Linked DNA regions of Homo sapiens: region 2 is linked to region 1. The links are chromatin loops, found by intact Hi-C in ENCODE. Cell type or tissue: Caco-2. All regions are shown on one strand. Links, peaks and the distances in the headings refer to the core of each region. The heading gives the core; the rest is flanking DNA.

What was found. Hi-C counts contacts between places; a loop is a spot of excess contacts. Peaks named below come from ENCODE experiments on the same cell type or tissue, not always from the same donor. Only the 100,000 strongest peaks of a DNase experiment are listed, where the experiment ranks them.
Region 2: a loop joins it to region 1, with 2.9 times the contacts of the local background. A loop is called at or near these places in 2 of 110 quality-filtered maps.

The regions. Positions count from the first base shown.
Region 1 is chr1:219,307,389-219,313,366 of GRCh38, forward strand. It overlaps a transcript of LYPLAL1 not described here. Among named protein-coding and RNA genes, the nearest start is that of LYPLAL1, 140 kb to the left of the region's middle. In Caco-2, for the core only: no CTCF peak of the experiment used is centred there; a DNase peak (open chromatin) is centred at 3,063.
Region 2 is chr1:218,358,573-218,364,550 of GRCh38, forward strand. All of the region lies in intron 1 of TGFB2 (transforming growth factor beta 2), which reads left to right. Among named protein-coding and RNA genes, the nearest start is that of TGFB2-AS1, 16 kb to the left of the region's middle. In Caco-2, for the core only: a CTCF peak has its summit at 2,957; no DNase peak of the experiment used is centred there.

The DNA of each region.
Region 1 (5,978 bases), core at 444-5,443:
CTGCATCAACTAGAAGAGAGCTGATTAGGAATACTCATTTTGGATTTTATAGGACCAAAAAATAAATTTGCATTTTGTTAAGCCACTGAGATATGGGTAGTGTGGCTATTTTGTAACCTTAGTTGTTGATGGCTGAAATTGCCTAATTAATAAGCAGCATCATTAGAATTAGAGCAAAGTTGAGAACATTAGAGGACAAGATACATGTCAATAACATCTGATTTCATTGTTAATATTTGATATGGTTTGGCTCTGTGTCCCCACCCAAATCTCATCCTGAATTGTACTCCTATAATCCCCAAGTGTTGTGGGAGGGACACAATGGGAGATAGTTTGAATCATGGAGGCAGTTTTCCCCATACTCTTCTCATGGTAGTGAACAAGTCTCATGAGATCTGATGGTTTTATCAGCGGTTTCTGCTTTTGCTTCCTCCTTATTTTTTCTTGCCGCCGCCATGTAAGAAGTGCCTTTCACCTCCCACAATGATTCTGAGGCTCCCCAGCCATATGGAACTGTAAGTCCAATTAAACCTTTTTTCTTCCCAGTCTTGGGTATGTCTTTATCAGCAGCATGAAATCAGACAGGAAAATGTGAGAAAGTTTGGAACTTCCTAGAGACTTGTTGAATGGCTTTGACAAAAATACTGATAATGATATGGACAATGAAATCCAGGCTGAGGTGGTCTCAGATGGATATGAGGAACTTGTTGTGAACTGGAGCAAAGGTGATTCTTGTTATGTTTAATGAAGAGACTGGTGGCATTTGGCCCCTGCCCTAGAGATTTATGGAACTTTGAACTTGAGAGAGATGATTTAGGGTATCTAGTGGAAGAAATTTCTAAGCAGCAAAGCATTCAAGAGGTGACTTGGGTGCTGTTAAAGGCATTCAGTTTTAAAAGGGAAGCATAATATAAAAGTTTGGAAAATTTGCAGCCTGACAATGTGATAGAAAAGAAAATCCCATTTTATGAGAAGAAATTCAAGCTGGCTCCAGATATTTGCATAAGTAATGAGGAGCTGAATTTTAATCCCCAAGATAATGGGAAAAATGTCTCAGAGCATGTCAGAGACCTTTGCAACAGCCTCTCCCATCACAGACCCAGAGGTCTAGGAGGAAATAATGGTCTTGTTGGCAGGGCCGAGGGCCCCCATGCTGTGTGCAGTCTAGGGACTTGGTGCCCTGTGTCTCAGCTGCTCCAGCCATGGCTGGAAGGCGCCAACGTAGAGCTCGGTTTGAGGCTTCAGAGGGTGCAAGCCTCAAGCCATGGCAGCTTCCACATGATTTTGAGCCTGCAGGTGAACAGAAGTCAAGAATTGGGTTTTGGGAACCTTTGCCTAGATTTCAGAAGATGTATGGAAACACCTGGATGCCCAGGCAGAAGTTTGCTGCAGGAGTAGGGCTCTCACAGAGAACCTCTGCTAGAGCAGTACAGAAGGGAAATGAGGGGTTGGAGCCCCCACACAGAGTCCCTGCTGGGGCACTGCCTAGTAGAGCTGTGAGAAGAGAGCCAGCGTTCTCCAGACCCCAGAATGGTTGGTCTACCTGCAGCTTGCACTGCACACCTGGGAAAGCTGCAGATACTCAACATCAGCCTGTGAAACCAGCCAGGAGGGAGGCTACACGCTGCAAAGCCACAGGGGCGGAATTGCCCAAGACCATGGGAACCCACCTCTTGCATCAGCTGACCTGGATGTGAGACCTGGAGTCAAGGGCGATCATTTTGGAGCTTTCAAATTTGACTGCCCCACTGGATTTGAGACTTGCATGAGCCTTGCATGAGACTTTCATGAGCCCTTTGTTTTGCAAAACCCCTTTGTTATGGCCAGTTTCTCCCATCTGGAATGGCTGTATTTACCCAATACCTGTGTACCCCCATTGTATCTAGGAAGTAACTAGCTTGCTTTCCATTTTACAGGCTAGTAGGCAGAAGGGATTTGCCTTGTCTCTGATGAGACTTTGGACTGTGGACTTTTGGGTCAATGCTGAAATGAGTTAAGACTTTGGGGGACTGTTGGGAAGGCATAATTGGTTTTGAAATGTGAGGACATGAGATTTGGTGGGGCTGGGGCTGAATGATATGCTTTGTCTCTGTGTCCCCACCCATATCTCATCTTGAACTGTACTCCCATAATTCCCATGTGTTGTGGGAGGAACCCGGGGGAGAAAATTTGAATCATGGAGGAGGTGTCCCCCATACTCTTCTCGTGGTTGTGAATAAATCTCATGAGATCTGATGATTTCATCAGGGGTTTCTGCTTTTGCATCTTCCTCATTTTCTGTCGCCTTCACCATGTAAGAAATGCCTTTTGCCTTCTGCCATGATTCTGAGGCCTCCCCAGCCATGTGGAACTGTAAGTTCAATTAAACCTCTTTTTCTTCCCAGTCTCAGGTATGTCTTTATCAGCAGCATGAAAATGGACTAATACAATATTCATCTCAAGACACAGGACTTATATCTTAGCTTGTTAGAACCCAGTTACTACCATGTGTTGTCATGTCAGTGACTAGAAGTCACAGAAACCAAAATGGTAAGTGAGTTGGAATCCCAGTCTTAGTTTTGATCTACTTAAGTTGCCCTCATTGACACTGAACTGGTTACATTTCTTATTTAATGAAGATAAAATTTAGCATTTAAAAGGTAGTGATAGTGTGCTCTCTGGGAAATAATATTATTAGGGGTTGGAAGATCTGAGACTGAGCCTCAGCTTTGCTATTTACTGATGGAGTGAACACTCCAAGTCTGTTACCTCATCTATAAACCAAAGTGAGATTATAACACTCCTCCCTGTGTTGTTGAGAAGATCAAAGTGACACACACTGAAAGGGAGGGAATGTTTTTGACTGTTTTCAAGGTACAAAAACATTGTACCTATTTATGGGGGTGATGAATAATAAATCCAATAGTTTTTACTCCCTCATTTTCTCACATGCAGTCAGCCCTGCCTGCTCCCTATCTGAGGTCCCCATGGCTTTCCAAGAACCTGGGAACCTTAACTCACAAGAGCCCAGATTGGAATTTGTGGGTTTGAATAGCTGATTTGAGTTGGAAGACATGCCATAAGCAAGCACTCAAGTGTCCTGAAAGCAGGAACAAACAGATCAAAAGATCAAGGCCTGTGAGTAAAATAAACAAAATGGGAACGCTTTGAGGATGGTTGGAGCCTGCCCTTATCTCACTTTGTCTAAGCTTGGACTTCAAAGCACATTTTGTGACTCAGATCAACTAAAAGCAAAGGCCATGCTATGAATTATAGAGTAGGGGGGAAATGAAATAATGGCAGTCTTGAGAAAAAAGTGAAGTGAAATAAAATTTGTCTTCATGATTTTCATTTTTTCATGAGTGTATATCCCTTACCCCTATGGGAAAAACGAACAATACATGTAGGAAACTGGTTAAGAAAATGGATTTTGCTGCCAGAAAATCCTGAATTAGCATCTCAGTTCAACTACATGTTCTCTATCTTCTCTTGGAAAATTTAACTCTTAGTAGCCTCCAATTCCTTGGTAAAGTGAAAATAGTTCCACTGTCTAAGGATTGCTGAGAAGTAAGAAAAGTGTTGATGAAGGTGAAGCATTTAGCACAGTTCCTGGCTCATAGGGAGAGAGATTAAATATTCACTTTCATTGTCTTTGGCTTATCCATTCTATCATTTTGGTTTATCCATTCTACATTACCCACCCTGTAGTCTTATTCATCATATAAAATTATTGCAGAAAATGTTTTTTCCTTAGTTATCTAGTCTAAGAGTTTTTTTTTTTTTTCTTTCTCCCTGAGTCTGGACATGGAGTTTGTGCTTAACCACAACCTTTATCTTTCAGTCATGGAATGGAAAATAGGAAGTGAGAAATGCAATATATGTTCTTGAAGTTTAAAAATTGTGAGATGCAGCAATATCACCTGAAAAATGGTGAAGTGTGAACATGCATGGACTGTGTTGGATGCTGTAATCTACAGATTCCTGATTAGCAATCAATCTACTTTTCTGGAATGACATTTGTCAGCAGTATGAACATATTTGCTTGGAACTATGGAACAAATATTCTTGGTAGGAACAATATCAGCATTATTCCCCCCATACCAACACCAATCCCAATCTTTGATGTCATTTACACGTTGGCTTGCCTTCCCTTCTATGTTGTAGGTGTTTTTTTTTTTTTTAAGGTGGACACCATGTCTTTTTCATCTTTCTATCATTCTCTTTTCACAACCTAGCATGGTGTTTTGGATATAGTAGTTCCCTAATACAGATTTTAAACAAGATAAAAGGCTTAAATACATTTAATCTTTCTCATAGTTAAAGAAATGCATCATGATTATACCACCAGGACATCAGATATTAATGGTGAGAATTTGAATATACGCATAATCCAACAAACATTTCTTAAGCACTGATTTTGTACCTGGTGCTGTGCATTTTTTCTTTTCTATATTTCATGTAACTTTCTATTAAAATAGTGTTGGCTAAATACATAGAATGCTTTTAATAACAGGTTTCCTGCTGCTAACCAATAAAAATTTTTCACCAATAATATTTTGAATTCTATACATTAAAAATATATATTGTGTGATCCAGGAAACCCGTTGGAAGGTTACAGTGGAATCTTCTTATTTTTGTTTGAATTACTCTAATCATTCTGCTTTCTGAGCACTTGCCAAGCTGCTGTAAAAGGAAGAAGCTTGTGATGTGAAAGGAAAGAGGAAGAATGAATGCTGGTGCATTGGACAGTTTGGGAAAGGTGCTTTCCCAAGTTTGGTGCCTTGGGAAGTTGAGGAGAAGGACATATTGCAGGAGGAAGGAGGGCACTGGACTTCTGAGGAGAGCTGGGCAAGTGAGGGCTGCAGAGAGGTGGGAGAGGGTCAGGGGCTGTAGAGGAATGAGTGAGAGGACAGCTTGGATAAACTTCACTTTGAAATTTTGCCAGGGACCTCAAGTATTCCTTTCCCTGTTTCTTTAGATCAAGCACACCCTTTGTCCTAGGCTCTTTGTGCCTCCTTTCCTCCTCTCCCTCAAAACAAAACCAAAACACACATATCACATCATTTTTGGAGTTGAGGAGGTCTCAGTGAAGGCTGTGTCCAATGAGCAGCTGCATGAGGATACAGGCAGACCCCTGGGGAAACCACGCCAGGGAGCCCTTGGGGCTGGGAGTGCCCAGTAGAACCTGAGTATGGGAGAAAGATTTTCTTGGGGCACAGTTCATCGGCACAGCTTCAAGAGTACTATCATGAAAGAGAAGGCAACTAGGGGCTCTCTACCTCTTTCTTCTAAAGCATTTTTGTGGGCACCTTGTCTGTTTTTTCAGTGCTCCTCGGGATTTTTGTCCCAAATCTAACAACAGTCAAAGCATATGACTTCAGGTGGTATTGGGCTGAATTTGTACCTGAAGGCGATAGGCTGCGTTAGAGAAGGTAGCAGTTCCTCTTCTCCTGGTCTATTGGTGGGCCCTCCAGAGATGTAGAGAGGAAGCACTGAAGTGACAGCTTACTAACCAGAAGTCTTATCACTGTGACTACAACTACCGATAATAGTCCTTACAATGATTATGAATGATGATACTAATAATACAGTCACACTTCAATGATTCCTGTCTTCTAACATCTCTTTTTCTGTTTAGTATTATAGGTTATAGTATTGTAGGTTATTGTGACTATGCCTTATCTTGCCTGCCTATCTGTAAGTTTTTGGAAGGCAGATCTCGTTGTTCTGTCTCTTCATGTTTATAATCCTTTATATCATCCAGTGTAGAGCCATGTGCTGTGACCCTTGGGAAATGATAACATAGAACAAGTCATAAGTGAAAGAATGTGGGCTCTGGACAAGTGGAAAGGAGTTCACTGTCTACCGCCACTACTGAGTTGTGAGTCACCAACAACAAACTACTTAACGTCAGTGTACCATTTAGGATTATATTGGGTTTGTCTTAAACAAATAGTTTTATTTTTCTCATGTGACAAAAGCCACCTTTAAGGTTATAG
Region 2 (5,978 bases), core at 271-5,270, 950 kb before region 1:
GAGTCTCGCTCCGTCACCTAGGCTGGAGTGCAGTGGTGCGATTTCAGCTCACTGCAAGCTCTGCCTCCGGGGTTCATGCCATTCTTCTGCCTCAGCCTCCCGAGTAGCTGGGACTACAGGCACCCCCCACCATGCCCAGCTAATTTTTTTTAGTAGAGACGGGGTTTCACCGTGTTAGCCAGGATGGTCTCAGTCTCCTGACCTCATGATCTGCCTGCCTTGGCCTCCCAAAGTGCTGGGATTACAGTCGTGAGCCACCGCACCCAGCAGTGAACTCTTGTAATAAAACTGCTGGCTTAGAAACTCCAGAAAAGTGTGAATGACTTATTCTGATTCTACTTTAGACAGATAAAGAAACAATCACAGATGGAGGACTTTTCTGTGCAAAGGATGGGTGGTTTGGTCAAGGAACGGTCCCCCCAGAGGTCAGTCAGGGCTTTCTGTGGGGAAAATGTTTCTACATTCAAGTTCATCCTTGGCATTTTGGGCTCTGCAGGTTAACGAGAGGGAGACAGAGGAAGGAGTGCACCAAACCTCTGACTCCTACCTGGAAGTAGCCAAGCAGAAGCAAAGCTGAATAATAGCCATGACCTCAGGCTCTGAAGCAGGAGGTTCCACCTTCAGATGGATCTGTTAAACTTCACCACCCTGGGTTTCTTGTACCTGTCTTCACTGTTTTCTGTCTGAGATATCTTGAGGCATTTTTAAAACATTAAGTTGTTTTGGATAGTAATTTAGTCACTCATTTGTATCTCTTCATAGTATTAAGCCTTAGGTTATTATGTGTGTTAACTAAAATCACTGATCGGATCTCTAAACTAAGTCCTGAACTGCCATGATTCCACCTACTAAACTTACACTTTTCTTCTACGTAGAATGAGGTGACCGGTGCTAGTTTGTCCTGGAGAGAGAGGTATTTCAGAAGAATTCCACTGTCAGAAAATATCACCATCAATAATGAAACTATGTGTGTAAAGTCATGTCTAATTTTATTAACTGTTTGTCACAAGTACTCAGATTATAGAAAGAGGGTCTTGATCTAAGCTGACCCTGAATTGTTATACATTTGGATCAGTTTTCCCTTTCTTGCTGAGAATTCTCTAAGAAGAGTAGAAACTCATTGTAGTTCAGTGTTGGGAGGAATGATTGTACCCACTTACAGAGTTGCTATATCACAAGAGAGATGCATTGTTTGTTTGTGTGGAGAGGCTGGAGGGATTAGGGCAGGAGCTTATTTGATAGGGAGTTTAGTTGTACATTTGTAAGACATCTAATTTTACTTAAGATATCATTGCAGTAAGAATGGCTTTATCTCTATCCTATAGACCCTCACAGTAGACAAAACCACTACCTACTCAGAACAAATAGCCCTTATGAGGGAATAATTTTTCCTTGATTCACCTGATTGGATTGTTTTGAGGTCAAATGAGGTTCTGTAAAAGGCCTTGCTAACCTGTAAGGCATAATAACCTGTACCAGGGTTCTCAAATTTTACCATGCAAAATAATTACTGATGTACCTTTATAAATGTAGATTCCCAAGCCTTTGTCAGCCACTCCAATTCAGATTATAATTCAGTTCGTTTTAAGATGGGCTCCAGAAACCTGCATCTTGATAAGGCGGCCAGGTGATCCTTGTGCAGATAGTTCAGAAACATACTCTGGAAACACTGTGTATTTTTGTTTTGTTGCTTTATTTCTTAGCTGTGTCATTGCAGGCAAAAATAAACCCCAACATTGTTACAGTTAATTAACTTCCTAGTCATTTAATTACTTTGTAAATTACCCATGCGAAGTTTTAATTCTAGGACTGTTTCTATTTTATGACTTGTGTTACCCATAGTCCCCCATCATAAATTAGTGAGTGCCTGCGTTCTTCTAAAAATATCAGGTTTCTCACATGCACGTAGTGAGGGGAACAACACACACTGGGGTCTGTCAGTGGGGATGGGGTAGGGAGAGCATCAGGATTCATTGCTAATGCATGCAGGGCTTGATACCTAGGTGATGGGGTTGATAGGTGCAGCAAACCACCATGGCACACGTTTACCTGTGTCACAAACCTGCACATCCTGCACATGTATCCCGGAACTTAAAATAAAATAAAATAAAATTTAAAATAAAAAAAGTTATGTTTGTAAGACTATAAATGCCTCAGATTTTGAGAATTCTTTACATTTCTTTGTTACAAAGCCTTTTCGCATATATCCAAAGCCTCACTGTTCTAAACAGAGTGTATCCATACCTCAGTGCTGCTTCAATGATGTAGATGATTGAAAACTGATTTTTTTTCCTTTTTCTGAGACAGAGTCTCACTGTGTCACCCAGGCTGGAGTGCAGTGGTGTGATCTCAGTTTACTGCAACCTCCGCCTCCTGGGTTCAAGCGATTCTTCTACCTTAGTCTCCTGAGTAACTGGGACTACAGGCACGTGGCACCACACCCAGTTCATTTTTGTATTTTTAGTAGAGACGGAGTTTCACCATATTGGCCAGGCTGGTCTCAAACTCCTGACCTCGTGGTCTGCCTGCCTCGGCCTCCCAAAGTGTTGGGATTATAGGCGTGAGCCACCGCGCCCGGCCTGAAAACTGATTATTTTAAAACTAAGGTTTGCTTTCTGTAGACTGAACAATCATTAGCATCCTTACATCTCTATCTCATTCATGGTCTTAACTTCTAAGGCATTGGATCAGCACCAGAGCTCCCTGTCCTCCTGCCTTACTTAAAAACAAAAAAGAAAGAAAGGAAAGAAAAGAAGGGATTTTAATGCTGTTTTATAGCAGAGTGAAAGTAAACCAAAGGTGCATACTTGAGAACTGCAGGCTGGAAATTGCAAGTGACAATAATTACCTCATCTTATTCCCACACAGACTTCCTATGACCTGGGTGACCTTGGGATCTGAATTCTGTTTAATAGAATTGTCCCTCTTCTGCACCACGGCGTACACTGGCCTGAAGAAGGTGCTGTTTCCCAGGAAAAGCACTTAAATCCCCCCAAGAAATGCATAGGGCCATAGTTTGAAGAAAAAGTATTGCTAACCAAGTGACTTACTCTGCATATTCTACCTTTCTCTGGTTGTATTCTTTGAGATTTTTATTTAAGATAACTTTCAGCATCTCTTTTTAAAGGTCAGATACGAATGAGAAAACTTTGTCTGACTTGTTAATCTTGTGACAAACCGTTTATATCCAGTGTAGCTTCCTGTCTTTGCTGACTGGTTATTTGAGGGAATTTTCTTCCTGTAAGACTGTGGAGAAGCCTCTAAAAATAAACAGCATGGTTTCTTATTGGTGGGAACATATGTGAGCAGATGTCAGCTGGAAGCAGCATATGGTGGCAACATGATAGCAGTATGTGCTTATAGAATCCCCGCTGTTGGGTCTTCGTCTTCCATGCCACACTGGCCAGTCAGAGCCCCATATCTCAGTTAAAGAGTGTTCCGCCTAGAAGGTGTAATCCACACATTTGTGAAAAATCTGCCACTGGGATCTTGATAGTGGGCTGAATATTGGACATGGTAAGTTCCAGAGTATGGAAAAAGTCTTTGTTATCCATTTAAAAATCAAGTGATAAGAGGCACACATATGGCAAAAATAAAAAATAAATCAAGAGAAGAGTCCACAAAGCCTTTGTCTTGTGTTGAAAGAAGTTTTCAAGTCAGGTCTGAATAGTGGCAGTGTTACTTCTAGAAGACGTGCTCTATAAACATGGAAGGTGCATGGACTCCCAGTGTATGAAAGGAGCCAGGAAAGAATGATATTCATGCCAGGCCCTAATAGGCAGTCAGGGCTTCTTTTGTCACACAAGTTAGACAACTGCTCATATTCCTTGACCACCTTTTGTCTGTCAGTCTGTTTTAAATATATCATCTCATTTCAATTTTATAAAAACCCTCAGAGGCAGGGTTACGTCTGCCTCATCTTACAGACTTCTCCATGGATTCACAGGAAATCAGTGACAGAACAGGGGTTTGAATTAACATCTTCTTCTGCAAAAATTCTATATTTTTATTGACCTTACCACCAATGGAAAAAGTTTTGAACACTCAGCAATATTTCCTCTTCAATTTGAGATATTTTGTGGGGGAGGGGGTGTGCTTTCTTTTCTAAGAATATGGTGGGCAAAATACAAATTGGGTTGCTGTTACTTTAAAGAAAGTGAAGTTCAAATTTTCCAGATGTAATAACTATTGTGGAAGATGCGTTTAGTCCATTTCAGAGAGCTCTAGCTTTTTAAACTGTAGGTAAGTAGCCCCAAACCAATATTCACTTGTATTTTTGACTCATTCAAGAAGGAGTTTTCACATGCGGGTTAGAAATGATGACAGGTGGTTTTAAGAACACTGAAATCTAGGCCAGCCAAATGAAAACCAAAGTTTTATTCTTAATCGGTAGACTGTCTTTTGTCAAAGGAGGTCAAAGCCTTTCTTATTCATCTTTAATATAAATCAAGGTATTTATTTTACCGTTTCAGTATGTAAATTGTACTCTGTTATTTTAACATTAGAACGTGCTAAAGGGAAAACTGAATTCAGGAGTCTGACTGCTGGTTAAGGGATGCCAGAAGATCTGGGACTAAAATCTGGAATCCTCCTTAGATCCTCAGTGTCTAATCCCCTGGCCCCAGGTAGCAGGGACCTTATTTCTGGGGAAATGATAAGAACATTCAATGAGTCCCTCTTCTACTTTGAATCTTTGTATAGTTCTGTGCCAGGCATCTCTTCAGTAAAATAGCTAATGACTGTGCTTTTTAAAACTCCTAGCTGTCTGCCCAGTTGTTACAACACCCTCTGGCTCAGTGGGCAGCTTGTGCTCCAGACAGTCCCAGGTGCTCTGTGGGTACCTTGGTGAGTACACTTGTCTGCTTTATTCCTCGTTTGACATAGTTATATCAAATCCATCTTTAGTGTTTGTCTCCTGTGGGGAACTTGCCAGAGGCAAGATGAGATTCTGAAATGCAGCCTTGTACCTGAGCGATCACAAAGGTGCCTAGAATTTTTTTTAGTAAGAGTTTACATGAGAAAAACTGATGAATAGCTTTGAAGTAATGCAATGACTATATTGCAGCATGTAAAAGAATGACTTGTGGGGATGAGATATGTGTTTTAGGGGTCACAGAGTGATTTGACATACACCTTTCCTGATCCCCATGGAGGCCACTCTCTGGAGGGTTGGACAGCATGGCCTGAATGTCAAGGGAATGTTCCTTTTTATATCTTTATTTGTATCTATGTTCTTGTTCTTGACACATAGTAGTTGCTCAATTAATGTTTCTTGTCCTGAACCAAAGTGAAAGGAGATTTTCTCTCCTTTAAGGTTCTAGAGCAAGCTTGTCCAACCCTCGGCCTGCATGCAGTCCAGGATGGCCTTGAATGCGGCCCAATGTAAATTTGTAAATTTTCTTAAAAAATTATGAGATTTTTTTTTGCAATATTTTTAAAGCTTATCAGCTATCGTTAGTGTTAGTCTATTTTATGTGTGGCCCAAGACAATTCTTGTTTTTCCAGTGAGGCCCAGGGAAGCTGAAAGATTGGACGCCCCTGCTCTAGAGGGAGACCTGTCGGGGAGTTATGCTGCTGATTATTTGTGACCTTTGTATTGACATGTCTCGTTTGCTTAAGGAAATGGATCGTCATGGGTCAGGCCCTCAGCCAACTGGACCTGTGAGCTTGCCACTTGCTCAAACCACTTAGCCCTGACCCTCGGAGCAGGTGCAAGCTCCTCAGAGCCAGCACCAGGTGTTAGGCTGAGGGGTACAAAAGCCAGAAGTCCTCAACCCTTTCTTATTGGGAACACTGATTAATTCAGCCATTTATTGAATGCTTACTATATGCTGGACGATGAGTCCACAACAAAGAATAGAGCTTGGGTGATCCTGACGCTCAAGGAATTCAGTGGCTAAAGTTATCCCTGAACCATGCTCAGGAAAAAAGGAAACAGACTTGCAATCCTGGCATTGGTTCACTGCATATTTTTGAGG